4 separate regions of the Homo sapiens genome follow, and all the other regions are linked to region 1. A link is a loop called in an ENCODE intact Hi-C map of the cell type or tissue named here. Cell type or tissue: IMR-90. All regions are shown on one strand. Region 1 overlaps FAT1 (FAT atypical cadherin 1). Region 2 overlaps F11-AS1 (F11 antisense RNA 1). Region 3 overlaps F11-AS1 (F11 antisense RNA 1). Region 4 overlaps F11-AS1 (F11 antisense RNA 1).

Region 1 (8,000 bases):
TACCAAATAAAGATTGTGACAAATAGTAAGTGGTTTTGAAATCTAGTGTGTGCGTGTCTCATAGAATCCAGGTGAAACCCAGGGACATCAGAACTCGTTCCTCTTGTAATTGAAAGTTTGTAACCTTTAACCAACATTTCCCCATTTCCCCCAAGGGATTAAAGATATTTAAATCTTTTATAATATTTATGTTTAGGCATTTTAAAACCTTAAACTTCTTAAAAATGATTCTGCTAAATAAGGGAATTATCCCTTAGAAAAAGAACAAGAACTGGCCAGGCATGGTGGCTCATGCCTGTAATCCCAGCAATTTTGGAGGGCGAAGCAGGTGGATCACCTGAGGTCAGGAGTTCAAGACCAGCCTGACCAATATGGAGAAACCCTGTCTCTACTAAAAATACAAAATTAGCCGGGCGTGGCAGTACATGCCTGTAATCCCAGCTACTCGGGACGCTGAGGCAGGAGAATCGCTTGAATCCTGGAGGCAGAGGTTGTGGTGAGCCAAGGTCATGCCATTGCACTCTAGCCTGGTCAACAAGAGCAAAACTCCGTCTCAAAAAAAAAAAATAAATAAATAAAACCAAGAACTAACGAATAGTGCCAGTTTTGGTAGGTAGAAGTTTAAGATGGCCTCAAAGAACCCATCCCTGTCCTTGGGTACATGGTGTAATTCCCCCCCGAAGGTGAATGGGACTTGTGAATGTGATGGGAATTCCCATGGCTAGGTTACTAACCAGCTGACTTTTAGTTACTCAAAGTGAGACTTGATGTCCTGAGTGAGCACCTGACCAAATCACATGAGCCTTTAAAAAGGGATCAGGCCGTTCCTGAGATCAGGAAGCAGGTGAAGATGTAGCTACATGTGAGAGGGCTAAGGAGCTAGGACCTGACTCAAGAGAAGCTGTCAAGAAAGTGGGGACGGGCTGGGCGCGGTGGCTCACGCCTGTAATCCCAGCACTTTGGGAGGCTGAGGCAGGTGGATTATCTGAGGTCAGGAGGTCAATACCAGCCTGAGCAACATGGTGAAACCTCATCTCTACTAAAAATACAAAAATTAGCTGGGTACGGTGGCGCGTGCCTGTAATCCCAGGTACTTGGGAGGCTGAGGCAGGAGAACGGCTTGAACCTGGGAGGCAGAGGTTGCAGTGAGCCAAGATTGTGCCATTGCACTCCAGCCTGGGCGACAGAGCCAGACTCCATGTCAAAAAAAAAAAAAAAAAAAAAAAGTGGGGACAGCCAGCAAGAAACAGGGAACCTCTGTCCTACAGTTAGCAAGTACAGTTAGCAAGAAAATGAGACCAGTTCTACAAGTGCAAGGGACTGAATTCTACCAAGAGCCTCGTGAGCTCCCCAGCCTCAGATGAAACCACAGCCTAGCTGACAGCTTGATTCCAGCCTGTGAGAAGCTGAGCAGAAAACCTGGCCATGCCATGCCCGGGGGTTTTGATCTATGCAATGAGAAGTAATAAATGGGGGTAATTTTAAGCCACTAAATGTACGGCCATGTGCTGTGGAGCAACAGAACACTGATACCCCAATGTTCTTCCAAACACTGGAAACCGGTGGTGTGAGCACATTCCGGACTTCCAGGTTCAGATGGCGGAGGGCTACATTCTGCCCCTTCTTCTCCTGAAAATCAATCAAACAATAACTGTTTAAGTAAATAAAACATTATTTTAAAAAAGGAAAATGAATCTGAAACAGGAAATGGGGGAAAAAGTTAAAAAGCAATTCCATTTTCAATGCTTTTAAGAGGCGTTGTTAACTGTAAACCACGCTACAGCAGATGCAAGGATCGGGCAGCAGAGCCTGGAGGCCATGGGAACAGGCCCCTTTGTCACACATGGAAGGTAATGAAGAATGGGGTGAGTGGCAGGGATGCTGTCTGAACGGTGTTCAAGCTGTTAGAATGCAGATTCTCAGCTCTATCCTGAGCCGCCTCGATGATGAAATAGACAAAGAGAAAGAAGCAGGAATGTTCTCGTAACCCAGAACTAGAGGACTAAGGGAATGACAAATCTCCAGTCCCCTTATCTGGCCAATTTCAAAATAAGAGCAATGATATTTCCCAGGCTGGAAACAGAAGGTCCTTCCTCGGGAGAAACTGAAACTCTTCAAAGATAAGACAAAGAAACGGACAAAGCAAGCTGGCCCACAATGTCACAGAGAAGTCCAGGAGCTAAGGAGCACAGTCATGGCTTTCTGTCAGCTTGGGTGCCTCATTAGGCTCAAGTCAAGCAAGAGGAAAGCCTGCAAGGTGAAAGGGGAGCAAGCCCTCCTGAAAGGAATATTTAAAAGCCGTCCAGGGGAAAACCAGGCAAAATGGAAGGACTTATTCTAAAATACATTTAGCAAAAATGAGATACTAGGGAGCTTCGAAACAGGAACAAATGCCTGTGTAATATAGAAAAGGGACAGTCAGGACCAGACCAGTCTCTTAAACATTAAAAATGACAGCAGAAATAAAACTGGTAACAGAAGGAACAGAAGATAAAAGTGGAATGAATCCCAGAAGGGGAATAAGACAAAGATGGACAATAGGAGTTCAATCAAAAAATGAGAGAATTTAGCAAGTCAAGCAACCTATAGTTATGAGTCTTGACAAGAGAACTGAGATCACCTCCTTTGAGAATTAAACGAAGAACTGAGAAAGCAGAAGGGAAGAAATGATCAAAGAAATAACACAAGAACAGTCCCCACAACGTGGATTTTCATTAAAAACGGAGTAGCAATCCCTGGAAAAGGCCCACGCCAAGACACAGCAGCAGGAAATCTCACAATGTTGTAGAGAAGTAGCATGTCCCCAGAAGAATATCCCCAAAGATTTGTGAGAGTCATATTAGGCCACGAATAATGAACTGGGACTAGGAACAACACTGGACTTTTCAATGTTAACATTTGAAGCTGGAAGACAGTGGGTTCCATGACTTCAAGATTCTGAATGTAATTTACCTCCAAACCAGAAACCTACACCCAATCTATCAAGAGTAGAATAAAGACACTTTCAGAAACACAGTCACAAAAAATTACTTCCCATGCAACTCTTTCTCAGACAATAACAGGATATGCTCTATCAAAACAAGAGTTAGGCCAAGAGAAAATTACAGAGTCCATGGTAAGGAGAATATTCCGGAACAACAACTATAGATGCCGAAGAGAACAAAAAAATGGAGTCTGGGCCACCAAGCCGAGGGGTTCCCTGAGGAGAATGTCCAAGGGAAAAAAAGGAGCGGACAGACTTCCTGCTGTGACCATGTACATGACAGGCTGCACTTGTGTTTTTCTTGGGCGTTCTCACACTCCTCCCTTTACAGTAGCAGCTAATCTGTCTGCCTGGAACAGTTCTCAGAGAAACCACGTGGTATTCTTCCTCATCAACTTCAAGGTTGGACTCAAATGCCGCTTGCCACTGAGGCCTCCTGTCTTCTCAGAATGTCCCTTCCCATCACAACCCCTTCCCCGTCCCTTCCCATCACAATCTCACACATTCCTTCCTCAATCACAGTCTCTCTCCTCAGCACTCACTACTATAAACACTACCATGTATCTCCTGATCATCTCCTCCTACCACCTGTCCCCACCAAATGTAAATTCCAAGATGACGGAGGACTTTTGTCTGTCTGTTCAGGCAAAATAATATAGTATTATTGAGGGAAAATGTTTTCTGAATACATGAATAGTCACAAGTTTAAAAAATGAGTAAAATAAAAAGACAATTGTTAAAAAAAGAAAGTTGCTAAGTAAATGAAAATAAACATCATATACTGCTTGGCACAGCAGTGAATACTTACATAATCAAAATAATGGAAACGCTGTATATGGATTAATCCAAAAATTATAACTAATGGTAGGAAAACAAGATCAGTGGAGGTCTATTAGGTTACATGGTCTTCCTCCAACATCATAGGGAGTCAACAGGCAATTTCTAAATTTAGTGACTCAAGAAAGAATAATATATACATTTGAAAATATGAAAGGAAGAATGAGAAAAACAGCTTAAGGAGTTGTAACTGGGTACAGCAGGTTGCATGGGACTGCTGTTTTATTATATATATTTTAGCTCTCTTTGATGTTTTTAAACTATGTATTTATATTATTTGATAAAAAGGCATTTACTTAAAGGGAAAACATGTTTCTCCAAAGTTCTAAGAAAGCTTAATTGTTTGTCATTCATATCATAGTGGCATATAGTAAGTACTCAATAAATGTGTTGGAAGTAGGGATGGATTTTGACTGTATAAAAATATATAAAAAATAGCTTCTGGATCTCACATTAAATCATACAGTACTGTGTAAGTTGACAACAGAAAGGTATAATGCTTCACAGAGACTGTTTTTGATATAAAACATTGACAAAGGTGAAAAACATGTAAGCATTAAAATTACAACCAATAAATTCATACTAATTAAAAATGTATAAAATTTTCTTGGTTTTGTTTAAAAATATTAAAAAGTTATGCTTTTTACTTTTGTGGCTATAGTTTTGAGCCGTATCAAGTAGCTATATACTGCCACCTGGTGGCTGGCTCCGCTTGGACAGCAGGGCTTTTGGTCAGGGTAGAGAGGATTTTCACATTTACGCCTTGTCCACTAAAAGCAAATACATCAATATCCACCCTTCCATTCATCCATTCTTCTATCTCAGCCACTGAATCCTGAACAGGAGTATCAATGGGAAGGAAAAAGAGGCATAAAGCTCAAGTATTTTATTAATAATTTATTGTCAGTAAGAAAGACTGGCTAATGGTAGTTTTCATTAAAAACCTTTACAAGACCATTGCATCACAAATATACAGACACTATAAAAACTGTGTCATGGTGGTTTTGGTTCTAAACAGGTATGCAGAAGGTCCCCGTTACACTTTCCAATAATGAAAAATGTTTATAATTCTAAATACAGCAACCCATGTAAGACATGTTCATGTATCTGATCTCTCCTTCATCCTATGTACAGCTAGAAATGAATGACTACACTGAAATGTACTAACAAAATGTCACACTTCAGTGGAAAAAGACAGAATGAAACCCTGGTTATAGTAAAAAAAAAAAAATCAGGGTGCTAGATAATGGCACTGACACCACCAAAATTCAGTTGAAACAAATGCACAAAATATCTTGGAAATCTAGTTAAAACTATGAAAAATCAAATCTGTACATAAAATTTACAAAAAAAAGAGACAGGAAAATTAAAATAATCAAATCTATATAAATACATGAATCATGCTGACAACACAGGACTGATTTTTCGTTTGATTATTTTAACACAGACAGATGTAAATCCCAAAAGACGTTGGGAAATGGCACAGCCGATGAAAACCTCACGATGACAGTAGTTGGGACACTGGAAATGGCTAGCACGTCCAGAGGCGCAGGATCCAGCGCAGCCATGCCCATTCGGCTCACCAAAAAAAGCTTGGAAGCACTGCTGCAAAGAACAGCGCGGATTACTCACATCACCTCTAGGTTCACTAAAGTCAGGCACTTTGGGGGGAGTTGAGAGTCAGACTTCCGTGTGCTGCTGGGAATCCAGGGGCGGGATCGTCACCTCTTCGAAGTGGCCGTCGTCCCCGCTCTCATAGTCACTCATCATGACCTCGGACTCCACTTCGCAGCAGGCTGACACGTCAGAGCAGGAGGCGGTGGAGGCGTACACAGACATGGGCATGCTCTCGACAGCGGGCGCCTCGAAGTGTCTTTGATACCCTGGCGGGTAAGGGGCATGGGGTTCTCTACAAGTACTATTCTCACCAGTGCCTTTTGTTTGAGGTTCAGACATATCGAGGGGATAAAAATTGGGCAAATACTGATTCAAGTTGAACCTCTGCCGGTTTCTTGATGAAGAACCCAAGCTACCCGCGGCAGGCATGTCTCTAGGAGGGTGGATGGATTCAAACTGATTGCTGAATTCGGGCGGTAACGGTGGTAGCTCATCAGCTGCGGGGAAGTCTTCTGGGGGTGGAGGAAAATCACTTTCGATGTCGTAGCCTCCAGGGTAATAGTCCGTATCGATGGCGTTTGGATCTGCTGAGTACAGGGGTGTCTGCTCATCAATCACCTCATAGTTGGGGAACTCTTGTATGTCCGGCAGAGGAACGCTTGGCATCCAATCTGATGTATCCCAGTGATACCCTTGGTGGAAAAGAAAACAGATGTCAGTGTGTTTTCTCCTAAGCTTTTGTGCCATGGAAAGAGAGCTCAGTGTATCAAAGACACAAAGATGCAACCGCATTTATGCCTTCATTCAAAGTTCACCACTGGAAATTCCTCGTCTTTGCTTTGAAGACATCCCCCAACCCACTCCAGTTTAAAGACCCCTATGAACTAGGCTCTAGTTCTAAAATGTGGACTTACAGTTTTATGTACGCAACTAACATTCAAGGAAACAAAAGGAGTCCTAAGAGAAATGGGATGCTAGCATCTAAATTATATACATTTTTCTACAAATGATTCTAACCATCCTTCTGGCTTTTCTTCTGTAGAACCCACTGCTCTGTAGGAAGAAGAGTACTGATCCAGTCTCAGGACATTAGTGAAATATCCAGTGTCACTTGATCTGCACTACTTCTCATTAAAAAAATACTGATTAATGCAACTTAAAAAAATTTTGCATTTCTATTTTTTATAGAGACAGGGTCTCACTATGTTGCCCAGGCTGGTCTTAAACTCCTGGCCACAAACAATCTTGCCAATTCAGCTTCCCGAAGTGCTGGGATTACAGGTGTGAGCCATCAGGCCCAGCCAATGCAACTTTTTAAAGTAATAAAAGTAACCTTTAACATGCTAAAGTTTAGAAAATAAGCTTCCTTCATAATAATGTAGCAAGTTTAATATTAAAATTACTATTTTTCATTAACCCTCAGACAACAAATTAACTTAATATAGGTATGTATCAAAGCATGCCAATTCAAGCAAAATACAATTGAACAAGCGTTGCAAGATTATAACACAGCCTCTGATACACTGTAACAATCAATCTGTGTTACTTCCAAAAGGACTGTGATCCTTTTAGACTATATAAAGCACCACTATTTTAAAAAAAAACTTCCAATTTTGGAATAGTTTTTTTTTTTTCCTCCTTAGGATTTAAAAAATCCTTGGAGAGGCGGGAGAAGGTTAGGCAATCCGTGCTTCAAATGCAATGCGCACACACATGCAGCCGTGTACTTAGTTACTGCTGCAAACACTGGGCGACCCAGCGTAGTCAGTCAGCACTGGGGCAAGGCTTGACCCATTGTTTTTAGTGAGTATCAATGAATAACTGGCATGCATAAGTCACCTCTTGGTTTGCTGAGGTCAGGAGCAGCCAAAGATTCTTTTGGTGGCAGAGTAGAAAAAAAAGAAAACATTTGTAATTAAAACAGTCGGCTGAAAAGGCAATAAAGGTAAGTACACAGAACAATGAAAACTGCTTACAGAGGCCCAATCAGCCATACAGCATGTCCTTACGCCAGTATCTATGACAATTCCAAATGGCTGAGAAATGTATGTACCACAAATAAAATGGAATATGGAAGTGGAGGAAAGTGACTGCGGAATGAGGAACCAGAAATTTGGCCAGAAAACTCAAATATTACTTTCTTTTCCTTGTTTCTGACAATCACAGCCTGAAAACACAGAATTTCCTTAGGAATAATGAAAACAAAACAAACAGGCTCTAATAAAATATAAACTGATCAGATTACATAGGTGATAATCCAAATACATCTACAGCTACATAATGCACACACTTTATAGCACACTGCAACTTCAAAGGACATTAAATTCAGAGGAATTCATAGGCAAACTTAGATACTTAAAGACAGATGTACAAGCTGAAGATCTCTCCAAACTGTATGTATTTTGAATATGCTTTAATATTGACACTGTGAGCCATTCCCTAAAGAGACCACGGCTACACTTACCCCATGTCTGTAATTACACTTGCCCTGCCAGGGCCCCGCATCTATACACAGAAGCCCAGCAGGAAGTGTAACCAAACGCATGTAAATCCCACTATCAGT
Region 2 (8,000 bases), 110 kb before region 1:
GGCAGAGACAGCCAGGACCTGGATAACCTTGATACCCTAGAAAGAGACACACTACCTGTGAAGTATATGTACCCAAAAGACAAAAATTATCTGAATCTAATCAAGGACTTGGATCTAATAACTGGTTTCAAAAAATACCAATGAGAGCTGGGTGCAGTAGCCCATGTCTGTAGTCTCAGCTACTCTGGAAGCTGAGGTGGGAAGATGGCTACAATCACGCCTGTGTACAGTCACTGCACTCCAGCCTGGGCAACACAGTGAGAGCTCGTCTGGTAAAAAATACACATGTAGGTGATGAAGGAAAATGATGCCATGGGGACATAATCAACAAAATCTAGAATTGGAAATTTCTAGATGTAAATTATTAGGTTTCTTCAACAAATAGCAAGGAAAAAAGAAGACGGAGGGAAATCACAGATTAAAGAAAGGTGATACATATGAAGCCAATGTGATATGTGGTCCTTGTTTAGATCCCAATGCAAACAAACCAAATATAAAACAAACATTTCTGAGAATTGAGAAAATCTGCACACTCACCAGATACTGGATTATATTAACATTATTGTCGATTTTAGGGCTATTAATAATATTGTGTTTATGTTAAAGAAAGAATCCTTATGTTTTAGAAATATATGTTGGAGTGTTTCTGGATGAAATGATATGATGTCTGGAATTTCCTTTAAATAATTTGGGAGGTGGGAGGGTGGGTGGAAAAGAAACAGATGAAATAACAGCAGACAAACGGCAGTGATTGTTGAAGGTGGGTGATGGCTGTGCAGGGTGGGTGAACTGAAGAAAATGATGGAGGTGATTTTTTTTTTCTTTTTTTTTTTTTTGAGACGGAGTCTCTCTCTGTTGCCCAGGCTGGAGTATAGTGGCCTGATCTTGGCTTACTGCAACCTCTGCCTCTGGGTTCAAGTGATTCTCCTGCCTTGGCCTCCTGAGTAGTTGGGACTACAGGCGTGTGCCACCACGTCCAGCTAATTTTTGTATTTTTAGTAGAGACAGGGTTTCACCATGTTGGCCAAGATGAATCTCTTGACCTCATGATCTGCCCACCTCAGCCTCTCAAAGTGCTGGGATTACAGGCGTGAGCCACCGCGCCTGGCCTGACGGAGGTGATTTTAATCCATTTAGAGGTTTATTTTGCCAAGGTTGAGGAAGCACCTGGCAAACAGAGACACAAGCCACTGTAGGATCTGTGGCACCCCCTTTTTCTGAAGAGGATTTTGAGGGCTACAATATGAAAAGGGGAAAAGGAGGCAGGAGGGGAAAAGAAGGAAAAGGAGAGGGAGGGCTGGTCACGTTCTTTAGAATCCACATGAAAAGGAGCGGGTAGATGAACCGTCAATTCTGCATTCATCTCCTGCTCAGTACATCTGTACTCTACATAAGATAAGGTGAACTTCAGTAGAGGAAGCAACTGAATATGCATTCGTCTCAGGGTGCGCAGCGGGACAATTTCTAGGCTCCTCTCGTCCCGTACTCTTGAAGATAAACTGTTAATTTACATGGTCAGAGTGAGGGAGGCCCCTGTGGAAACATGTGGCCTTCTATCTGTAGCTATTAGTTTAGGAGCAAAAGGAAAGGCAGGGTTTTTTGGTTTTTTCATGACTCAGTTTTCAAGCTTAACTTTTCCATTTTGGCATAGCGAATTTGGGCTCCCAAGATTTTGTCTTCCTTTCATAGGAGAAAAAATAATTTCTTTTCTCAATCCTTGTAAGTTCATTAGTGGGACAGATTCCTGTTAGCAGAAGACAGATTAACAAGAGAGAGAAAAAAAAGCATTTTTATTTACGTGTGTGTCTATCCCATGGGGAGAAAGCTGAGTTCAAAAGTAAGGTGGCTTAGGGCCCTGGCTTACATAGCACATCTAGCAAAGAACAATATATTCAGAAGTGACAGGACAAAGGACCAAGCAGCTCCAGGCTCCCAAAAGTGGGACAACTATGGAAAGGTAATAAAGCCTGCTCCCAGATTCCTCTGGCCCTGCTGGCGCCAGCCCCTGCACTGATAAGTGAACCACTACTTACATCTCTGTCTTCAGGCAGATAGGGGAGGCAGAAGCTTCTCCGCATTTTTTCACAGCAATTTTTATGGCCTGCCTTAGGTAAGAAAGGGCAGCTCAGACAGCCCTTTCCTGTAACTTTACTTTCCACTTGCCAAAGAAGCATATTTCGGGGTGAAATATTCTGGTGTTCTTCAGATGTATGGGGATTCATAAGATTATTTTCTCTCCTGCTGTCTAAAATTCCACAATGAAGAAGTTAAAAAATCTCTACTGTAATTAAAAGTAAACTGAAAAATATTACAGTTATAGTGAATTAAATAATTGAAGTTTTCATATAAAAATGCAAGTTTTTAGAATCTATGCATCTGAAGGATTTTTTTAATCTAAAAATTGAATATAAAATATGTAAATTATGTTCTTTTCTAACCTAGGATGCTACTTATTAAAAACCTAAATTATTGCTATAAAGAAAATAATAGAGATATTTTAGTTCATCTTAATTATATATTTTATAGTTTGGTTTTTTGTTTTGGGGTGTTTTGGTTTTTATTCATTTTATTTATTTATTTATTTATTTATTTTGAGACAGGGTCTTGCTCTGTCTAGAGTGCAGTGGTGCAATCATGGCTCTCTGCAGCCTCAACCTCCTGGGCTCAAGTGATCCTCCCACCTCGGCCCTCAAGTAGCTAGAACTACAGGTGCTCGCCACCACACCTGGCTAGTTTTTGTGTGTTTGTTTTTTTTGTTTTTTTGGTAGAGATGTGGTTTTGCCATGTTGCCCAGGCTTTAATTATATATTACATAGGGACTATCAAAGACACTGTCAGTGTAAACATGCTAGAAGCCAATATAAGCCACTCCAAACAAGCAGTGTACCTACATGACAGCTTTTCAATCTAAGTCGTGAGGCTTGGTCAGAGTTGTGCCTGAAATTATTGAATTTTATTTCATTTCTTATGCACTGTTATAGCATTAGTAAATGTATTATGCACTATTACAGCATTATAATTCTTATGAAATAAAACATACTCTGTATGATAAAACAGATGCTGAGTTCTACAGAAACTCTTCAATTTATATTACCCCAGCAAAATATCAGCAATAATGGCTAACAAGTATGGAGTACTTTCCGTAGTGTCTAATATATTACTGCATTACATCAGTGGAGTGGTATTATTAGTGCTTCTCTTTCTTCTCAGGCTGAGGAACCAGCAGATGAGAGGGTTCATGAAGGAACCACTAGTTCCAGAAGTGCTGGATCCTGCCTTAATCATCATTCCAAAGACTCTCCTTATGATGATAACAATTAGTTGAACTCACTTTCTAGAATCCAAAATTGCAATGGTTCTCCAAATTAATACATTGTATCATGAAGTAAATTCACCTTATTTATTACTGTTTTGCTTTCATCCACCAGTAGAGGGAGTACAAATTCACCTATAACTGAGTCCAAATCCCAAAAACAGATTTAGGGAATGACAGGATCAGGCAGGAGTTTAACTCCTGTATTTTTATGCGTTAAGGAATCCGAGGTGACAGAGGTTGGGTGAGTTAATGCAGTTACATGGTTGGCCAATGGTGGGGCCAGATGAACAATTCGCACCCCCTGGCTTCCAGAACAGGCTGGTTTTACCACCGGTGAGGCTGGTCCTTTCAGTGGATATCAGGTTTCCTTCCTAGCCCACTGGGTGGTCATGTGGAATATTTCAGAAAGCCAAGCTCAGTTTCCCTCAAGAAACGTTAGTGACCACTAGTTTAAGATAAATTTTTATTTGGCTATGGTGAAACAGCTGATCATATAATTCCCCCAAATGAACATTAATTTAGCAAATTAATATACTGCACAAATAAGTATACAAAAGCAAAATTGAGAGCTAAATGAAGACAAAATTCCTCTCTGGGTCTTTCAAAAACACAATTTATCAGTTGAGAACTAATTGACTGTTTACAACTGGAGGTGAGAAGGGTGTATTCACAGATGTCTGCCTGAGACCATTGGATAAAGGGGATGAGTTCCAGTTAAATTTTGAAAAAAAAAAAAGGGGAAATAGCAGGGCACGGTGGCTCACATCTGTAATCCCAGCCCTCTGGGAGGCCGGGACAGGCAGATCGCTTGAGGTCAGGAGTTTGAGACCAGCCTGGCCAACATGGCAAAACCCCTTCTCTACTAAAAATACAAAAATTAGCCAGGCATGGGCAGCTGTAGTCCCAGCTACTCGGGAGGCTGAGGCAGGAGAATTGCTTGAACCTGGGAGGCGGAGTTTGCAGTGAGCGGAGATCGTGCCACTGCACTCCAGCCTGGGCGACAGAGTGAGACCCCGTCTCAAAAAAAAAAAAAGGTGTGTGTGGGGGAGGAGGGGAACAAAACAAAAAGCTGACCCTGAAAGTCTCCTTACTACTCAGTTTGAGAGACAAAAACTCCAGCTCGCCTGTTGTTTATGCTCATGCCTGGCTCTCCTTCCACTGCCTGCCGTACACTTTGCTGGGGCGGGGCTGACTCTGTCTCCTTAGGGGCAGGACTGTCTATAACACTGTCTTAAGTTCCACCTCTTCTATGCCTGGGAGGACACACCTGTTTCGTGTTCATTTGCATTCCCAACTTATCTTTCTTCTTCTCCTGGTGGCCACAGGAGGTGCTTTGTCGGCTGGCAGGTCCATTTTGGGTATTCTAATCCAGGCTTCTGACTAGGTTTGGTAGCTATTCTCATTCTCATTTTACTTCTTATTCATTCTAACTCTCATTCTACTATTTTTTACTTAGACGTAGTTTTCTTGGTAAGAAAGGCCATGGTAAGCAGACGTAGTGTGCACAGAAATATGCAGCCCTTCTGGGTGCCTGGACCCCAGTAGCACCATAGTCACCCGTAATAGCCACATAATAGCCACGCCTAGTTCTAAGAGTGAGTAGAGTTGGACCAAGTTGTGAAACTTCAAGTTTGCTTTTGTTTTTAGTCGAGGCCTAACCTAGGCTTGGCTGGGCACTTTTTTCAGGGTGCTAGTGTTGTAGAACCTCTGAGAGCAGCGAAAGGTTTATAAGATTTGGCCAAGGCCAGAGGGCGGGAGACAAAATCTCGCAATTCTGACCTGCCTTTGGACATAATTGAGGCTTTATGAGGAAGGTGGGGATGCGGGAGTGGCGATCCCATGACCAAAGCTGCTTGCCTCCCTCGGTCCCTTGGCCAGATGAAACTTCTGGATGCCTTCAAGGATGTCTATCTGACCAAAGGATCTTGTTCTTTAAAGATAAACAAAGCCGGGCGTGGTGGCTTATGCCTGTAATCCCAACATTTCGGGAGGCCAAGGCAGGCAGATCACTTGAAGTCAGGAGATTGAGACCAGCCTGGCTAACATAGAGAAACCCCATCTCTACTAAAAATACAAAAATTAGCCAGGTGCGGTGGCATGCGCCTGTAATTTCAGCTACTTGGGAGGCTGCGGCAGGAGAATCGCTTGAACCCGGGAGGCAGAGGTTGCAGTGAGCTGGGATTGCGCCACTGCACTCCAGCCTTGGCCACAGAGTGAGACTCCAAAAAAAAGAAAGAAAGAAAGAAGGAAGGAAGGAAGGAAGGAAGGAAGGAAGGAAGGAAGGAAGGAAGGAAGGAAGGAAAAGAGAGAGAAAAGAAAGGAAGAAAGAAAGAAGGAAGGAAGGAAGGAAAAGAAAGAGAGAGAGAAAGAAAGCAAGCAAGCAAGCAAGAAAGAAAGAAAGGAAAAAGAAAGAAAGAAAAAGAAAGAAAGAAAGAAAGAAAGGAAGGAAGGAAGGAAGGAAGGAAGGAAGGAAAACAAGTTCATCAATCTCGCAGGCAGACCCTGGAGGGTTAGGATATGAAGGTAATCAATTATTAGCAACTCCCCTCCACCAGAATGACTTCATGCCAGCAAGTGTGCACAGGGAGAGGAGAGGACAAAGAGAGAGGAAAATAAGCAAAACAGAGAGAGGAAAATAAGCAAAGCAAACACCTTAGGGTTTTTGTTTGTTTGTTTGTTTTTGTTTTTTTGAGACGGAGCTTCACTCTTGTTGCCCAGGCTGGAGTGCAATGGTGCGATCTTGGCTCACTGCAACCTCCGCCCGCGCCCTCCCCACCCCACCCCCAGGTTCAAGTGATTCTCCTGTCTCAGCCTCCTGAGTAGCTGGGATTACAGGCATGCACCACCACGCCCAGCTAATTTTGTATTTTTGGTAGAGACAGGGTTTCTACATGTTGGTCAGGCTGGTCTTGAACTCCCAACCTCAGGTGATCCGTCCACCTTGGCCTCCCAAAGTGCTGGGATTACAGGCTTGAGCCACCGCGCCCGGCCTAGGGTTTTTATACTATAGGCTCAGTCGCACTAGCCTGGTCTCCTTTTGCCTCCAGGAAGCCGTGTGCACCACCTACATGCTGTAAAGATCAAAGAATGCACTTATCTAGGCCACTGCTGTCATGTCTCCATTTCTTTTTTGTTTTTTGCTTTTTCTTTTTTTTTTTTTTTGAGATGGAGTCTCGCTGGAGTGCAGTGGTGCAATCTCGGCTCACGGCAACCTCTGCCTCCTGGGTTTAAGCAATTCTCTTGTCTCAGCCTCTGGAGTAGCTGGGACTACAGGCGCATGCCACCACACCCAGCTAATTTTTTGTATTTTTAGTAAAGAAGGGGTTTTACTTCATTAGCCAGGAAGGTCTCAATCTCCTGACCTCGTGATCTGCCTGCCTCGGCCTCCCAAAGTGCTGGGATTACAGGCATGAGCCACAGCGCCCTGTGCCATGTCTTCATTTCTGCAACCAACACCTCCATGCTCAGGTCTTCCAGTCTTCCAGCTGTGATCTTTCTCAAAACTGACACTGGGAGTGAAGCAAGCCTTGGAAGGAGTGACAAATACACCCATCCCCTGCAGCCCCCGCAGACCCCATTCATCGATCACAGCTCTCCTTCCACCACTCATTGATCACAGCTCTCCTTCCACCACTCATCGATCACAGCTCTCCTTCCACCATTCATCGATCACAGCTCTCCTTCCACCATTCAGTGATCACAGCTCTCCTTCCACCATTCAGTGATCACAGCTCTCCTTCCACCATTCAGTGATCACAGCTCTCCTTCCACCATTCAGTGATCACAGCTCTCCTTCCACCATTCAGTGATCACAGCTCTCCTTCCCCCATTCAGTGATCACAGCTCTCCTTCTTCCATTCATTGATCACAGCTCTCCTTCTCCCATTCATCGATCACAGCTCTCCTTCCACCATTCATCGATCACAGCTCTCCTTCCCCCATTCATCGATCAAAGCTCTCCTTCCACCATTCATTGATCACAGCTCTCCTTCCACCATGCAGTGATCACAGCTCTCCTTCCCCCATGCAGTGATCACAGCTCTCCTTCCCCCATTCATCGATCACAGCTCTCCTTCCACCACTCATTGATCACAGCTCTCCTTCCACCACTCATTGATCACAGCTCTCCTTCCACCATTCAGTGATCACAGCTCTCCTTCCCCCACTCATTGATCACAGCTCTCCTTCCACCATTCAGTGATCACAGCTCTCCTTCCACCATTCAGTGATCACAGCTCTCCTTCCACCATTCAGTGATCACAGCTCTCCTTCCCCCATTCATTGATCACAGCTCTCCTTCCACCATTCAGTGATCACAGCTCTCCTTCCCCCATTCATTGATCACAGCTCTCCTTCCACCACTCAGTGATCACAGCTCTCCTTCCACCATTCAGTGATCACAGCTCTCCTTCCCCCATTCAGTGATCACAGCTCTCCTTCCACCATTCAGTGATCACAGCTCTCCTTCCCCCATTCATTGATCACAGCTCTCCTTCCACCATTCATTGATCACAGCTCTCCTTCCACCATTCATTGATCACAGCTCTCCTTCCCCCATTCATTGATCACAGCTCTCCTTCCACCATTCAGTGATCACAGCTCTCCTTCCCCCATTCATCGATCACAGCTCTCCTTCCACCATTCAGTGATCACAGCTCTCCTTCCACCATTCAGTGATCACAGC
Region 3 (8,000 bases), 290 kb before region 1:
GATGTCTGTGAGGCCACCTGTCACCTGGGAGGGCTTCCCTTTGTCCAGGCAGAGGTGGTGGCCACAGCATCACGGCTTCCCAGTGCGCCCTGTGAGCCCCACCCCAACTCTCCCGCCTGCTTCCCGCCTGTTGTATGCACGCGTGTTCATTAACCACAGCAGGCCAAGCTTCTTTCAGGAGAACATTTCTTCCTTTTCCAAGGCAATCCCACAAACTAAAAATAACTGTTTAGAGCAATTCTTCAATGAGGAATGTCCGTGTGTGTGTGTGTGTCTGTGTGTGTCCGTGTGTGTGTGTGTGTGTGTGTGTTTGAGAGAAAGAGAGAGAGAGAATGAAAATGAAAACAGGCCGGGCACGGTGGCTCACGCCTGTAATCCCAGCACTTTGGGAGGCTGAGGCGGGCGGATCACAAGGTCAGGAGATCGAGACCACCCTGGCTAACATGGTGAAACCCCATCTCTACTAAAAATACAAAAAATTAGCCAGGCGTGGTGGCGGGTGCCTGTAGTCCCAGCTACTCGGGAGGCTGAGGCAGGAGAATGGTGTGAACCCGGGAGTCAGAGCCTGGGCGACAGAGCAAGACTCCGTCTCAAAAAAAAAAAAAAAAAGAAAGAAAATGAAAACGACCATTTCTGATACCTGTAATGCTTACGCACTCCAGCTTCACTGCCTGTCTGGTCCCTGGGTTTCCTCATCTTCAGATGCTGTGTTACTTTCCTCTGGATTCTGTAACAAATTACCACAACCCACCAGGGTGGCTGAATAGCCCAGATTTCTCCCCGTGGCTCTGGAGGCTGTAATGCTGGAATCTCGGTGTTGGCAGAACTCGGCTCCCTTCGAGGCCTTAGGAAGGACCCTGCCTTGCCTCTTCCTCGTTCCTCGGCTGCCTCCTTCTCCACGTGGGCCTCTCCCACATTTCTTATCCCTTTCTTGTAAGTAAACTAGTAATATTGGTTAAGAACCCAAACTGCTGTATACGGTATGTACTATATGCGGCACACAGTACATAGCTTACTGTCATTTTCCATTTAATTCTAACTTTCAGAGAAAAGACTATATTCAAAATGCCTCCCACAGTAACGGGCACACATAGTGCTCAACAAACTAGTTCCCTCTCTTTTGCCTTGGGGTATCCGGCAACTGTCTTACAAATGTAACAGTGTATGGTGGACCTACTGATGGAGAGACTTGTTCGTGTATGTGTTTGTCTTACCTCATCTACCCAGAGAGGTGTCAAAATGTATCTTATATGTACGGATGCAGCTTTTCTGCTGCACCCAGCACTCCCCAGGAAACATGAGCACGCTTTGTAACCACCGGTAACTTTCAAATGCTGTGCACAGGTAGAGATTTTCACAGGCTGTGGTGACTGCGTGGGTTCCTTCCATGCTCAGACACTGTCAAAACGGCAGTCAGAATGACTCCCATGAGCTTGGTTGGGAAGGCACCTTTACAAACAATACAGACTAGAAAACCTTTGTCATCCCACGGAAAACACTATCAAACACAACACAGAAGTATGGGTTTTGCGGTTTAGAGGGTTTTTCGATAAGTTTCTGCTGCCACCAACGGAAATAATTATCTTCACTATTAGAACGAGAAAGCAGTAAAGAAAGAATCAAGACAAAAAGTGACTTTCTCAGAAATATTTATATACTTGAGCAAATTAATATTTGATTTGGGTGAATCTGAATGTATTTCTCCGGTAATCGCTTCATTAAAAATAAAACTGTGGGCTGGGCATGGTGGCTCACGCCTGTAATCTCAGCACTTTGGGAGGCCGAGACGGGTGGATCATGAGGTCAAGAGATCAAGACCATCCTGGCCAATATGGTGAAACCCCGTCTCTACTAAAATACAAAAAATTAGCGGGGCGTGGTGGTGTGTGCCTGTAGTCGCAGCTACTTGGGAGGCTGAGACAGGAGAATCGCTTGAACCCAGGAGGCAGAGGTAGCAGTGAGCCGAGATCGCACCACTGCACTCCAGCCTGGCAACAGAGTGAGATTCTGTCTCAAAAATAAATAAATAAATAAATAAATAAATAAATAAATAAATAAGCTGTTTCGCAGAAACAGAAAACGAAATGCCGCATGTTCTCACTTCTAAGTGGGAGCTGAACGTTGGGTACTCATGGACATCAAGACGGGAACGTCGTCTCATCTCCAGCAGCTTCCAGCCCAGCACTGGGGATTCTAAAAGGGAAGAGGAAGGGAGGGGCCAAAGGCTGAAAAGCTACCTATTGCGTGTTATGTTCTCTGCCTGGGCAGTGGGATCAGCAGAAGGTCAAACCTCAGTGTTACACAATGCAATGAACCTGCATGCGCACGCCCAGAATCTAAAATAAAAATAAAATAAATAAATAGAAAAAATAAAGGCATTAAAAATAATTTTTCAGCTATATATATATATATATATTTCATCGTGTTTGTGATTTGGCAAGAAAAATCAAGAGAGGTCTATTTTTCAGATTTGAAAGTTAGTTTTTCTTTATTCAGATTCCGTTTTATAAATGAGTAATTTGTGATGTGATGGGCAGCCTTTAACATTTTAACTGACAATCAGTAGATGGATTTATCATCATGTTTATGGCTGTGCTGGTGTCTGTAAAAATAGTATACAGATAATTTTTTTTTTGAGACAGAGTCTCACTCTGTCACCCAGGCTGGAGTGCGGTGGCACAATCTAGGCTCACTGCAACTTCCACCTCCCGGGTTCAAGCGATTCTCCTGCCTCAGCTTCTCAGGTAGCTAGGATTACAGGTGCACTCCACCATGCCCAGCTAATTATTTTTTTGTATTTTTAGTAGAAACGGGGTTTCACCGTGTTAGCCAGGATGGTCGGCTTCCGGTGTTGTTTCAGCATATGGCTAAATTAAAGGCTTAGATTCTCAGTTTGCTCATTCTAATTTAGCTGAATTCTGAGTATTATGCATTTGTATCTGAGGTTCCAGGCCTCTCCCTCCTCCTTCTCGGGGTATTAAAACTCATGTTGCCAGGTGCATGACTGTAGTCCCAGCTACTCAACAGGCTGAAGCAGGAGGATGGCTGGGGCCAGGAGTTTGAGACCAGCCTAGGCAACATATTGAGACCCCATCTCAAAACAACAACAACCAACAAAATAAAAATTAAAAAAACACCTCATGTGAAGAGAGATCTCTCTGCTACCCTTGAAGATCAGAATAACATAAGTTCAAAGTTTCTCTGGTATCCAGTGAAATCTGCTCCTTCGGTTTTTTTGCATTGACCAAATTGCTAATGGTGAGGAAGTAACGAGACCAATGGAAGATGTTATTTGGCACATTAATTATTGGGGACCCATAAGCTGTTAGAGGTGAAAGAGACTTCAGCAATCATTCCATAGAAATGAAGCTCCAGGCGGGGCTGTGACCTCTCCCCGCTCACACGGCCTGTGAGGGTGGACGCTGAGCCCAGGAAATGTAGGTCTCCTGTGCCTCAGTCCTTCAGGGGCCAATTTAAATGAGAAGGGAAGTTGGATGGTAGAGTTCATGGAATAGCAGTTCCTCTGTCAGGCCTGTGTTTCTCTTTGCTGCCACTAACATATAAGAAAGAAACATGTTTCTGAGATGCCACAGTTATCACTTAAAGGCACTTTTCATTGTATTGCTGTCGGTCTGTGCTCACTGCTGACAGCAATGGCAGGCTGCCATCCTTGGAGTGAGGACCTGTGCTTCTACTTCCTGCTTCCTCTGAACCCCAGCAGCTGCCAGCACAGCGTCTAGGAGTAGTGGCTGTGGACATAATTAGGAGTTTCTTGAGCAGCCTAGTTAACAGCCCCACAGAGGGCATGATCATATAAGAACGTCACTCATGTCATTATCATTTAATTCTATCCGAAAAGAGTTAAAATCAACATTCTGGAGTTAAGTGAACAGCTTGTTAAATGAATAACATAGACATAAAATCCAGTGGGTCCAACAAGCAGTGATTACTATAGTTAATAATAATAATATCATCTTGATGAACAAGAACAGGAAAGAGAATACAGATAAGACTATCGCCATATTCACGTCTTTTGGGATCTTGCTATGTGCTCTGCATCATGCAGTGGGCTTTCCTTCTCACCAGCACTGTGCAAGTAGGATATTATTATTATTCCCTTTATAACATAATCCACGTGTTTTACAAGTGGAAAAGAAAGACAAGACAAACCTGCTGGTAAATATTTTGAACCCAATTCTCCATTTCCCCACTAGATGGCACTTTTATACCTCTCTTTGTTCCATTTTAAACTCACAGCAGATGGGCAGAGCGCACTTAATTTATGGTAAGTTTAAACAAATCCTATGTATATATAATATCTGGGAACTTTAAATCAAATAAACGGCTTCCATTCAAATATGCTTTCCTTTTCAAATATAACACTTGTAAATATCTGGTCCCCGGACAGCAGGTTCGCCTGTCCACCAGATGCTCCAGGACGGCGCTGGGCCCTTGCTCCTGCGCTGACCGCCCAGCCCGAGCCCCGGGGCCAGGTCCACGGTGCCCACGCGCGCTGTGTTCTGCTGGGGTCCGGCTTAGGGCTGCTTCGGCCCTCGGCGGCTTCCTCTGCGCTGTTGCTGCCCTCCCCACACCCCTACCCCTGCTCACTCAGCTCCTTCACCTCTTCCCTGATGAACTGGGGAACAGTATCCCCAACCTTGATCCCGCAATGTATTGTTAAGGCTGTGTTGTATTTTTAAAACAAACAAACATAAACATTTGAATGCTGAAGGCTTAGTGATAATAAAAATAGTCTACCCACCCCCCCACATCACATCACAACACACACACGACACATGCACATATAAAACACACATTCACACACGAAACACACATAAAACACATTCACACACATGAAACACACAAAACACACACAAAAAACATGCACACAACACATAAAATACACACAAAACACACATGAAACAAGCACACAGCACACAAAATACACACATGAAACGCACATACATATGAAACACGCAAACACACACATGAACTACACACATAAAACACACAGAGATACATGAAACACGCACGCAACGCACAAAATACATAAAACACAGATGCACACACACATACACATGGAACACGCACACAAAACACACACATGAAATACACACAGAACACACACATGAAAGACACAGGAAACACACACACACACACGGAAGGCACACACACATCGGGAAGCGGCGATGGTCACGCTCACTCCAAGACCCCAGCTCCCCGCGGAGGCCTCCCGGGCCGGTGTTCGCTGCCAGCCAAACCTAAGCCCGCTCCTCGCGGGGCCCGCGGGGCACCCCCAGGTTCTGTGCAGCTGAAGCTTGTACCATTTTGTGACTGTGACACAGGAAGCCTCCTAGGGACAAACTTCGGTCAGCATTTGAATCAGCCCTGACTCGGTGACAGTGTCTCATAAACGGGTCAGCTGGTTAGGGACTTGGAAAGAGAGCGGGGAAACGGGTGAGCAGAAAGCCTGGGGAACGGAGCCCAGCGGCGCCAAGTCGCCCCGGCGTCCACCTGCGCCCACCAGAGAGCGCCGGGCCCCCGCGAGCGGAACCTCGAACCGCAGCCTCCGGAGGGCTGGGCCCGGCCTGAAGCTTACACGCACTCCCTTCTCAGTCCCACTTTTGCCCTGTCTTCACCTTGGAGCCCCCGAGTTTCCAAAAGATACTGGAATCCAGTCTCAGCCTGAGCACCCTATAGCAAAGTTAGGAGTCAGCCCCACTAACTGGAGGTAAGTGGATCATGTGGGAGGCCCAGGTGTGCAGAGCCCCTGAAAAGTTACAGCGTCTCCACCTGGGCGTGGAGATCTGGGCCACCCCAGCCCCGCTGGGCATCGCAGGAATGGGCTTCCAGTGGCTCCTCAGTGTGGCCATTACACCATCAAACGAAAACCACCTCCCATGGAACATATCTATATAAAAAACAACAAAACAGACCCCTTCAGAAAGTGAGCTCAGATGACTCCCCTCTGCTAAGAGGTGCCTCCTGGGCAGGTATTTCTGTGGGTGCCACATACTTTTGGGGAAAATGAGCCCTTAGCAACTCATATTTTTATTCACAAATAAGCCATTAAACTGTTTATTGAAGGAAGAGGGTATGGTCTCTATTAGAAAATACAGAACAAACATTTACAAAAAAGTATTATTTTGGAATGAATTTCAGTTCAAGAGCTCCCTTTTAAAGTCACCCTAAGCATACCGGTTGCTACACAGGCAGGATTCAAAAATGCAAATATCAAAAATACTCAAAACTCTCAGAAACAAACCAGTGAAATTCATTGTCCTACTCATTATCCAATTTATCCAACAGTAATCATTACGATTGATTTCCAGGCCTGTAACTGCCTATTTTCATGGCCTGTAGAGAGGGGAGTATAGGGTGCAGGCAGGAGTGTCTGAAGGCATGGAAGTCTCTGCCTGGGCATTAACAAAATGAGTGGAAAAAGCAGACAATTGCATCTGCGGGCATTGATATCTCTTATCTGCACGTTAGACTTAGTTTTATGAGTAACTAAATTGAGTTGAGACTCTTAACTGATGTTCAGATTCACTGCCAGCACTCCCCACACATACCAGGAAACACCCTGTGTTCCAGTGGGCAGACCCATGCAAGCCCACCCCCAAAGCCTGGGGGTGCAGAGAGGCCGAGGAAAGAGGCTGACAAATCCAGACTCTCAGAAAGGAGCGTTGAATAGGGACTTATCCCACAGCTGCCCTCCAGAAAGCTTGCTTGCTTTTTCTTTCTTTCTTTTCTTTCTTTCTTTCTTTCTTTCTTTCTTTCTTTCTTTCTTTCTTTCTTTCTTTCTTTCTTTCTTTCTTTCTTTCTTTCTTTCTTTCATCTTTCTTTCTTTCTTTCTTCCTATCTTTCTTTTCTTTCTTTTTTGATATGGAGTCTCGCTCTGTCACCAGGCTAGACTGCAGTGACGCGATCTCAGCTCACTGCAACCTCCGCCTCCCGGGTTCAAGTGATTTGCACCAGCCTCCCGAGTAGCTGAGGCTATAGGCGCCCACCACCACACCCAGGTAATTCTTGTATTTTTAGTAGAGACGGGGTTTCACCATGTTGACCAGGATGGTCTCAATCTTTTGACCTCGTGATCCACCTACCTCGGCCTCCCAAAGTGCTAGGACTACAGGCATGAGCCACCGCACCTGGCCCAGAAAACGTTCTTTCTATAGCAAGCTTTTATAAGACTGATGCACCAGACCCTCTTGCAAAACTGCTGACCAGTGGGGAGGTTGAATAAGCATCTTTATAGGGGTCATCTATGCCCCAGGCACTGTTTGTTTATAGGGGTCGTCTATGCCCCAGGCATTGTTTGTTTGAAGGGGTTGTCTATGTCACAGGCATTGTTTCTGAGGAACTAATTGGTGAGCAGGGGTCCGACAGTCACTTCAAGATGGCCTTACTCTTGCCGTGCACTGATCTCGCCACTCAGAAAATGCTCAAAGGCCACTTTTTGGTGCACACAGGAAAGGTCTCTTCTATTCAGCTGAATCAAAACATTTGAAATTGGCTGTGTTTGTTTTCAGATCTGTTCAGGTCAATTTAACAATTATTGTAAAGAAGTAACTTACTTATAATTACATAAGCCCCAACCTGAAAGAATTCCCAATAACCAAAACTGGAATAACTTGAGTGACAGAATGAATAATCTAGCATTGGATTACATCTTAAAGTAAAAAATAAATATCCATGAGTTCATACTGATACAAAATGATTGAATGAACAAAATAATGAGAGAGAAGAGAGAAATCCGCTGTACAGGATTCCGGGTAAGTTACACCATTTCTCCTCTCTCAAGGATGTGGAGCTTAACCCTCTATCCCTTGCTTAGGGAGTAGAGCATGGATAGGAGTGAAAAGGTAATTTACAGAGGAGAAACAGGCTAGTTGATGAGGTAACATCATCAGTGGTAAGTCATCTTGATAGTGTGCACTGTTTAACAAGCAGATTTATTGATACATAATTCATATATACCCAAACTTCCATTTAAAATG
Region 4 (8,000 bases), 100 kb before region 1:
CCTGCCCAGCTGCAGTGGAACTGCTGCACTCCACCAAGGCAGCCGAGGGCTCTGAGGACCAGAACAGAATACACTTCCATATGCATTTCTTCCACAATTCTTTGAGTGAAGCACCACCCTCTGTACAGAATCATTATAATTATTCTTGGATCACTCTTTTGTCTCTCTACAGTGGCTTTGGTAACAGCAGGGATTCCAGAAACAAGGACAAAAGCATCTGGCTTGAGCAAGGAGGCTGCTGGCAAGACTGAGGGTGGCAGAGCTAGGAGGATGAATGTGTGAGGAGTGGACAGGCGACAGGAAGAGAAGGGAAGAGAGAAGGAACAGACCGGGGAGAGCCCCTCAGTGGCCAGTAGTGAACTTTCCCCAAATCTGTCCTCCTGGCAGAACCCTCTCTCCCAGCTCCTGGAGGCGGAGCCAACCCCAGGCAGGAGGCTACAGCAAGCAGATGTCCTGGTCACTGCCTGCACCTCCCATGGTGGCTTTCACAGCTTCCTGCCAGCTCCAAGCCGACCCTAAACCTCCGAAAAGCATCTGAGGAGGCAGCTTACATTTGGGATTAAAACACCAGTGTTACCCCTGTCAGAAAAATTTGCATTATTCGTGTGGCGAACGAAAAATAAAATCTTAAGGCCCCCACTGATCAGACCCCCTCTTGGCCAAGGGAACTCCAGAGAAAGCCTAAAACTGAGTTCCAGGCCATCACTGGAAGGGAGGTCAGGCACGTCTCCTCATACCCGCTTTCTTTTGGAGCTTAGACACGACAACTGACCAGCATTCCTGTAAAAACAAAGATCAGGAGGCTAACAAAACAGACTCTCTGTCGTAACAGGAAGCCAAATTCTAGGCCGGGAGCGGTGGCTCATGCCTGTAATCCCAGCACTTTGGGAAGCTGAGGTGGGTGGATCACAAAGTCAGGAGATCGAGACCATCCTGGCCAACATGGTGAAACCCCATCTCTACTAAAAATACAAAAAATTAGCTGGGCGTGGTGGTGGGTGCTTGTAGTCCCAGCTACTTGGGAAGCTGAGGCAGGAGGATTGCTTGAACCCGGGAGGCGGAGGCTGCAGTGAGCCGAGATCACACCATTGCACTCCAGCCTGGGCAACAGCGCGAGACTCCATCTCAAAAAAAAAAAAAAAAAAAAAAAGACAGATCTTAAACAGGATGTAAAGCCGGCAGTCTTGCTGAACAGGTCATATTGTGGCTGACTCTGACACAGCATCCTTATCTTTTTTTCCTTTTTTTATGCTCCACAGGGCAAGTCCTAAGCATCCCTATCTTAACTTCAACAGTCCATTCTGCTAACTCCAAATTTTTAGACAAAGTTTTGTTCCTTTCACCAACTACACATTAAAGAATCTCGGAATCCACCTGTGACCTGTAAGCCCCCATTTCAAGATGTCCTGCGCTTCCTGGCCGGGCCAATGCATACCTTCCAGGTACGGATTTGTGTTTTGCCTTCTCAAAATGTGTAAGACCACACTGTGACCCAGCCACCTCAGCAGCACTAAGACCACACTGTGACCCGGCCACGTCAGGAGCACTAAGACCACCCCGTAACGCGGCCACCTCAGGAGCACTAGGACCACCCCGTAACCGAGTCACCTCAGCAGCACTAAGAACACCACGTAACGCGGCCACCTCAGGAGCACTAGGACCACCCCGTAACGCGGCCACCTCAGGAGCACTAGGACCACCCAGTAACGCGGCCACCTCAGGAGCACTAGGACCACAACGTAATCCAGCCACCTGAGGAGCACTTGCTCAGGACCCCTTGAGACTGTTTCCCTGGGCTGTGGTCACTCATATTGGCTCAGAATAAACTCTTTAAAATATTTTACAGAGTTTGGTTTTTCCCACTAGCAATGTCAACCTAAAAGGAAGAAGCTGAAACAAAATTAATGTAGTAGAGAGTTTATTTGGGCTAAGCTTGAGGACTGCAATCTGGGAGCATAGATTCAAGTTGCCCTGAATATACATCCCAATTAGCAGATGTTGTAAGTGGATTTTTTTTTTTTTTGACAGAATCTCGCTCTGTTGCCAGGGTGGAGTGCAATGGCACAATCTCAGCTCACTGCAACCTCCGCCTCCCGGGTTCAAGCAATTCTCCTGCCTCAGCCTCCCAAGTAGCTGGGATTACAGGCATGCGCCACCACAGTTGGCTAATTTTTGTAATTTTAGTAGAGATGGGGTTTCACCATGTTGGCCAGGATGGTCTAGATCTCCTGACCTCATGATCCACCTGCCTTGGCCTCCCAAAGTGCAAGGATTACAGATGTGAGCCACCGCGCCCAGTTGATTTTTTCTTTTTTTTTTACAGGGTCTGGCTCTGTCCCCCAGGCTGGAGTGCAGCCTCAAACTCCTAAGCTTAAGTGATCCTCCTGCCTCAGCCTCACGGGTAGCTAGGACCACAGACACATGCCACCGTGCCTAGCTGATTTTTTGTATTTTTTTATGTTTTTGTAGAGACAGGGTATCACTATTTTGCCCAGGGTGGTCTCAAACGCCTGGCCTTAAGTGATACTCCTCAGCCTCCCAAAGTGTCGGGATTATAAGCATGAGCCACTGTGCCCTGCATAGGTGGATTTTTTTTTTTCGAAGTCTCGTTCTGCTGCCAGGCTGGAGTGTAGTGGTGCCATCTTGGCTCACTGCAACCTCCGACTTCCTGGTTCAAGTGATTCTCCTGCCTCAGCCTCCCAAGTAGCTGGGATTATAGGCACACACCACCACGCCCAGCTAATTTTTGTATTTTTAGTAGAGACGGGGTTTCACCATGTTGGCCAGGATGGTCTCGATCTCCTGACTTTGTGATCCACCCACCTCAGCTTCCCAAAGTGCTGGGATTACAGGCGTGAGCCACCGCGCCCGGCCGGGTGGATTTTTAAAGGTGATAAAGGGGGACGGAGAGCGTGCTGACAGGGGGACGGAGAGCGTGCTGACACGAAGTGGCTCCTCAGGAATCCTCACTGGTCTACAGAAATAACATTGATTATGGTGGGTCATAGTGTCCGGGCATGGCATCCTTAGGTACATGTATAGCTTCTGTGGCAACAGCAAGCAGTTTCGAGAGATGAATTGCGAGATCAAAAGGGGCAGCAGGCTGCAGTTGCCATCTCATTTTACCATCTCTCTGAGTCTGACAATTCAAAGGACTTGCATTCCTCAGACAAAAGTTCCCCTCCCCTCCCCTCCCTTCCCCCCGTTCCCTCCCCCTCCCCTCTTTTCTTTTCTCCCTTCCCCTCCATTCCCCTCCCCTCCCATCTGTCTTCTCCCCTCCCCTCCCCTCCTCTCCCTTCTCCTTCCCTTCCGCTTCCTTTCCTTTCTTCCCCTTTCCCCTTTCCCCTTTCCTTTCTTTTCTTTTCTTGAGGAGACTCCGGGAAAGCGAAAGACAGAATTGTGGCAACTTTCTGGAGCAGAAAGTTCTGAGGCAAGGAAAAGCCCTTATGTGCGATGCGAGGGAGGCTGCACAGACCTGGGTGGCTGCCCACAGCTTCTGGAGCCTGGCCGCAGCGCCTCTGAAGGCAATGTCACATAGGGAACGAGTCACGAGGAAGCCAGACAGGCACAAGCACATGGACGCTTTCCACCTTGAAGATCCAGGGCCACCTTCCTGCCCCCTGGGGGCACAGCGGTCTCCAGTCCCTGGAGAAGCTCCAGCTGGGGATACTGTCAACCCGGTAACCAGCACGGCGCTCCTGGGCAGCCCGGGACCAGCTGTAAAGTGGTGATGGCAGGAGAAACCCTACAGGGACTGGCTCACACACACACAGGGACTGGCTCACACACACACACACACACACACACACACAGGGACTGGCTCACACACACACACACACACACACACACACAGGGACTGGCTCACACACACACACACACACACACAGGGACTGGCTCACAGGTTTTAAGTGAAAGGAAGAAATCAGGAGTTCTTTCCTTTTTTAGCAATTTGAAACTCTAAGAAAAAGGCTACAGTGTTGTATTAATGTCTCACCACTCCCACCCCCTTTTCAAGTGAAATAAAGAATACAAGGGAAGCCAGAAAAATGCTGAAGATTTTGGCAATGAAGGGTCTGACCACAAAGAAAGCCAATGTGCCACTTGTGTGGATTTTTGCAGAAAGAGTAAACAGCCTTCCTGCAAGACACAGGCTGCAGAGGGTTCCGTTTTCATGGCTGGCTGCCACAGAATTGGCTTAGGCTGGATGGACTGAGCAGAGCATGGGGTCTGAGCCGAGTGGCGTGAGCCAGGGGTCCAGAGCAGACACGGGGGGCGTGCACGCCATCTCCAGAGTCGCACAGGGCTGTGCGTAGGCGGCCACTAGGGTAGGTCACGCATAAAAGTTGCTTTGTATCTGCAGCACGAACAAGACTTAAAGAAAGATCTGTTTTATAAAGACGAAGCAGTGCTCAGTATGTCATTTAGGATGAAGAAGAAGGCAGGGAAAGCGTTCATTTTAGAAGTGCTGTGAGGATGGTGCAGGACGCAGTGGGGCGGGGGGAGGGTGCATTCCGCCCGGATCTTCCCTCCCCTCACTTCTGTGCTGCCCTGCCTGCATGCCCTCACGCCCAGGCTAGTTTCCACTCTGCCACAGGCAGTGAAGATTGGATCCGCTGATGGCAGCATCTTGGAAACAGGAAACTGACAGGCCTCTGAATATGCCATCCTAAAATATGACTGTCTGAGACCAGACTATACCACCCCAAAATATGACTGTCTGAGACCACACTATACCACCCCAAAATACGACTCAGAGATCAGACTATATCACCCCAAAATGCGACTGTCAGAGACCAGATTATACCACCCCAAAATATGACTGTCAGAGACCAGACTATACTACCCCAAAATACGACTCAGAGACCAGACTATATCACCCCAAAATATGACTGTCAGAGACTAGACTATAACACCCCAAAATATGACTCAGAGACCAGACTATATCACCCCAAAATATGACTGTCAGAGACCAGATTATACCACCCCAAAATATGACTGTCAGAGACCAGACTATAACACCCCAAAATACGACTCAGAGACCAGACTATATCACCCCAAAATACGACTGTCAGAGACCAGATTATACCACCCCAAAATATGACTGCCAGAGACCAGACTATATCACCCCAAAATATGACTGTCAGAGACCAGACTATACCACCCCAAAATACGACTGTCAGAGACCAGACTATACCACCCCAAAATATGACTCAGAGACCAGACTATATCACCCCAAAATATGACTGTCAGAGACTAACCAGACCATGCCTCCCACACATGCCTCTTTGTCTTAAGGATCATTTGGAGCTGGTTATTTTGAGAAACTGCAGATGCAGGAGAACCTTTAAAAACAGAAACTTACCATTTTGTAAAGGAAATGTCCGTCAATAAAGGAACTGTCCATTTGTAAGGGTGCCTTCCTCTCTGCACCAGAGAGAGAAGAACGACTAGATCTCTAGACTCCTGAACCATGGAGAAGGTTTCTAAGCCTGAAGTTTAAACTACCTGTTTGAGATCAACTCCAGAGACATACTCAGTTCTCTGGGTGCCTCCCAAGTGCACACGAGCTACACATACTAATAAACTTCTGTTTGTTTTTCTCTTCTTACTCGGTCTTTGTTACAGGGAGTCTCAGCTAAGAAGGTTGGAGGGCAGAGAGAAAACTCGTGTTCTGCCCCTACCGGAGCAAGTGTGTGTTCCTCTGCACTGATGAATGTGCCTGTCTCCAGAAAGGGCAGCCCGTAGGTACTGAGAGCAGAGGTGGAGCTTCTAAGAGAGCAGTGACAGCCTCACTCCTCCTCCCTGGCCCACCCTCACCCCGTCCCCTGCACCTGGAGCCACTGGAAGACGGAGGAGCCATCCTTTAAGAATCTCCTGGAGGACTCATCGACCCCACGGGGACATGGTACAAGGCTGGAGAGCAGCTCTGTGTTGAAGGGGAGGAGAGAAGATAATCTCATTTCCTCCCAGTCTAAAGAATGAGCATTCCCAGTGGAAGGAGAAAGCAGATCCTTGGCCACACACAATCCTCGGAGAAGAGTCAACAGGATTGTGACTAGAAGTGGCTTCTACATCAGCCCAAAGTTGACTTTCAGCAAAAGGTAGGTTTTTGCAATTTAAAGCAGTGACAATTGATTTAGACAAGGTTAGCCTTAAGTGATTTAAAAAATGCTTTTATGTAAGATCTCATTTAATCTTCATTGCGGTTCTTGTAGAAAGGAATCAGAATTTAAGGCACCAGCGCGAGGTTGGAGAGCTATTATATTATGGAGCTAGGATTCTGACCTAGTTGGCTTAACAAGGAGGGGCTTAATAAAGACAAGTGATCTCCAAGCCCAAATACAAGCAAAGCCAGCTCATAAAAGATCTGCTTTCAGATTTTAATCCTTGATGAAGGGAAATGTTTAAAAATTTCCTAAAAGCAAAATTGACAAGACAAATCCAAAGAAAACCCTGTCTTATCCAGTGTGGCCTCAAGGCCCAACCGCATCCCCTGAACAGAAAACCCTGTCTTACCCAGTGTGGCCTTGAGGTCCAACCGCATCCCCTGAACCTGGTACATTCGCCTTTGGGTACGTTCAGTAAAGAAGCCAGGGTCTCAGAATATATGGAGTGGTATTTTTGTTGGGAGCAGGGGTGGAGAAGTTGCCTTGAAATATATACAGATTAAAAATGTATATATTTCAAATGTATTTAACAAAATTTATAGCTAAGCAAATATTCCCTACGATCTACCAAAAAAATGTAGAAATTATCCACAAAGAATTTAGGGCTTCATCTATTTTTAGAGGAAGAAGCTGTTAGCATGCTGTGTTCAGAATAAATACATTCAATTAAGTTAATAAATTAATCATGTAATCTTTGATTAAGATTATCACCAATGAAATATAGCTACACAAACAGTAATGATTCAACTATAGCTTTGCTTATTGCAATGAAAAGGATGATCTGGACATCTAGATACCCTCCCGAAAACCTTGTGAAACCTGTGACTACCTCTTCATGTAAGTCCCTCTCCCCACCCCCGACTGGGGAAGTCAATGATTTACCAAACACAGCACACAGCTGGTCCATGGCAAAGGCAGCAGGAACCCAGCACTATCTGCCTAAAGATGGTGACCTGCTTATGGGTGGCCGTGGTCCGCAAGTCATTAGTAGCTTTGGCACACGGGTCTATCTTCTGGAATGACCAGGCCTCCCTACGTAGGCCAGAGTCTTCCTGCACAGGCCCTGGGCCCTAAGGCTGCACAGGTGCCCGAGGTCCAGTCAGCAGATATGTTGGGATCAAGGCATCGCGTGTCCTTCTGCTAAGGCAGTGTTTCCCATACCACTGGCAGGCATCAAGATCACTTAGAGAGCTTGTAATTCCTCAGGAAATGACCTTCAGGCCTCTCACAAAAAGTGTCAAAGAACTGAAACTAGATCACCACACCAGATGCCTGACCCCTCATTCACCATGATCGCTTCCTTGCCCCAGGCTGGAGTGCAGTGGTGCGATCTCAGCTCACTGCGACCTCTGCCTCCCGGGTTCAAGTGATGCTTCTGTCTCAGCCTCGTGAGTAGCTGGGACTACAGGTGCACGCCACCACGCCCAGCTAATTTTTGTATTTTTAGTAGAGACGGGATTTCTTAGCCAGACTGGTCTCAAACTCCTGACCTTGTTATCTGCCCACCTCTGCCTCCCAAAATGCTGAGATTACAGGTGTAAGCCACCGCAACCAGCCTGAGCCACCGCGCCTGGCCCTGTTTTCTTATACATTGTTATATTTCTTGCCTGCTATATAAACTCCTGGTTTTGATCAGTCAGGGAGATGGATTTGAGACTCAGCTGCAGCACCCTATTAAAGCCTTCTTCCTTGGCAATACTCATCATCTCAGCGATTGGCTTTCTGTGCGGTGAGCAGCAGGACTGAGATCAAACCCCTGGTGTTTCAGTAACCATTTTCCTACTGTTTTTCTTTTCTTTTTTTTTTTCTGTAGAGCCAATGTCGTGCCATGTT

What was found. Hi-C counts contacts between places; a loop is a spot of excess contacts. Peaks named below come from ENCODE experiments on the same cell type or tissue, not always from the same donor. Only the 100,000 strongest peaks of a DNase experiment are listed, where the experiment ranks them.
Region 2: a loop joins it to region 1, with 11 times the contacts of the local background. A loop is called at or near these places in 55 of 110 quality-filtered maps.
Region 3: it touches region 1 in a loop (16-fold over the local background); 96 of 110 quality-filtered maps call a loop at or near these places.
Region 4: a loop joins it to region 1, with 4 times the contacts of the local background. A loop is called at or near these places in 55 of 110 quality-filtered maps.

Annotation. Positions count from the first base shown.
Region 1 is chr4:186,583,092-186,591,091 of GRCh38, forward strand. It overlaps FAT1 (FAT atypical cadherin 1), which reads right to left. Exons shown (of 27, transcript NM_005245.4): 27 at 4,703-6,129. The coding sequence ends at 5,501. Among named protein-coding and RNA genes, the nearest start is that of MTNR1A, 32 kb to the left of the region's middle. RefSeq lists enhancers at 1,809-1,978, 5,052-6,251. In IMR-90, a CTCF peak has its summit at 4,524 (motif pointing left); a DNase peak (open chromatin) is centred at 4,530; H3K27ac peaks cover 147 bases.
Region 2 is chr4:186,469,617-186,477,616 of GRCh38, forward strand. All of the region lies in intron 1 of F11-AS1 (F11 antisense RNA 1), which reads right to left. Among named protein-coding and RNA genes, the nearest start is that of F11-AS1, 27 kb to the right of the region's middle. RefSeq lists a silencer at 1,899-2,193. In IMR-90, a CTCF peak has its summit at 3,431 (motif pointing right); no DNase peak of the experiment used is centred here; H3K27me3 peaks cover 469 bases.
Region 3 is chr4:186,292,990-186,300,989 of GRCh38, forward strand. All of the region lies in intron 1 of F11-AS1 (F11 antisense RNA 1), which reads right to left. Among named protein-coding and RNA genes, the nearest start is that of F11, 31 kb to the left of the region's middle. In IMR-90, a CTCF peak has its summit at 4,217 (motif pointing right); a DNase peak (open chromatin) is centred at 4,242; H3K27me3 peaks cover 144 bases.
Region 4 is chr4:186,482,204-186,490,203 of GRCh38, forward strand. The region is part of intron 1 of F11-AS1 (F11 antisense RNA 1); the gene reads right to left. Among named protein-coding and RNA genes, the nearest start is that of F11-AS1, 15 kb to the right of the region's middle. In IMR-90, a CTCF peak has its summit at 3,625 (motif pointing left); no DNase peak of the experiment used is centred here; H3K4me3 peaks cover 844 bases.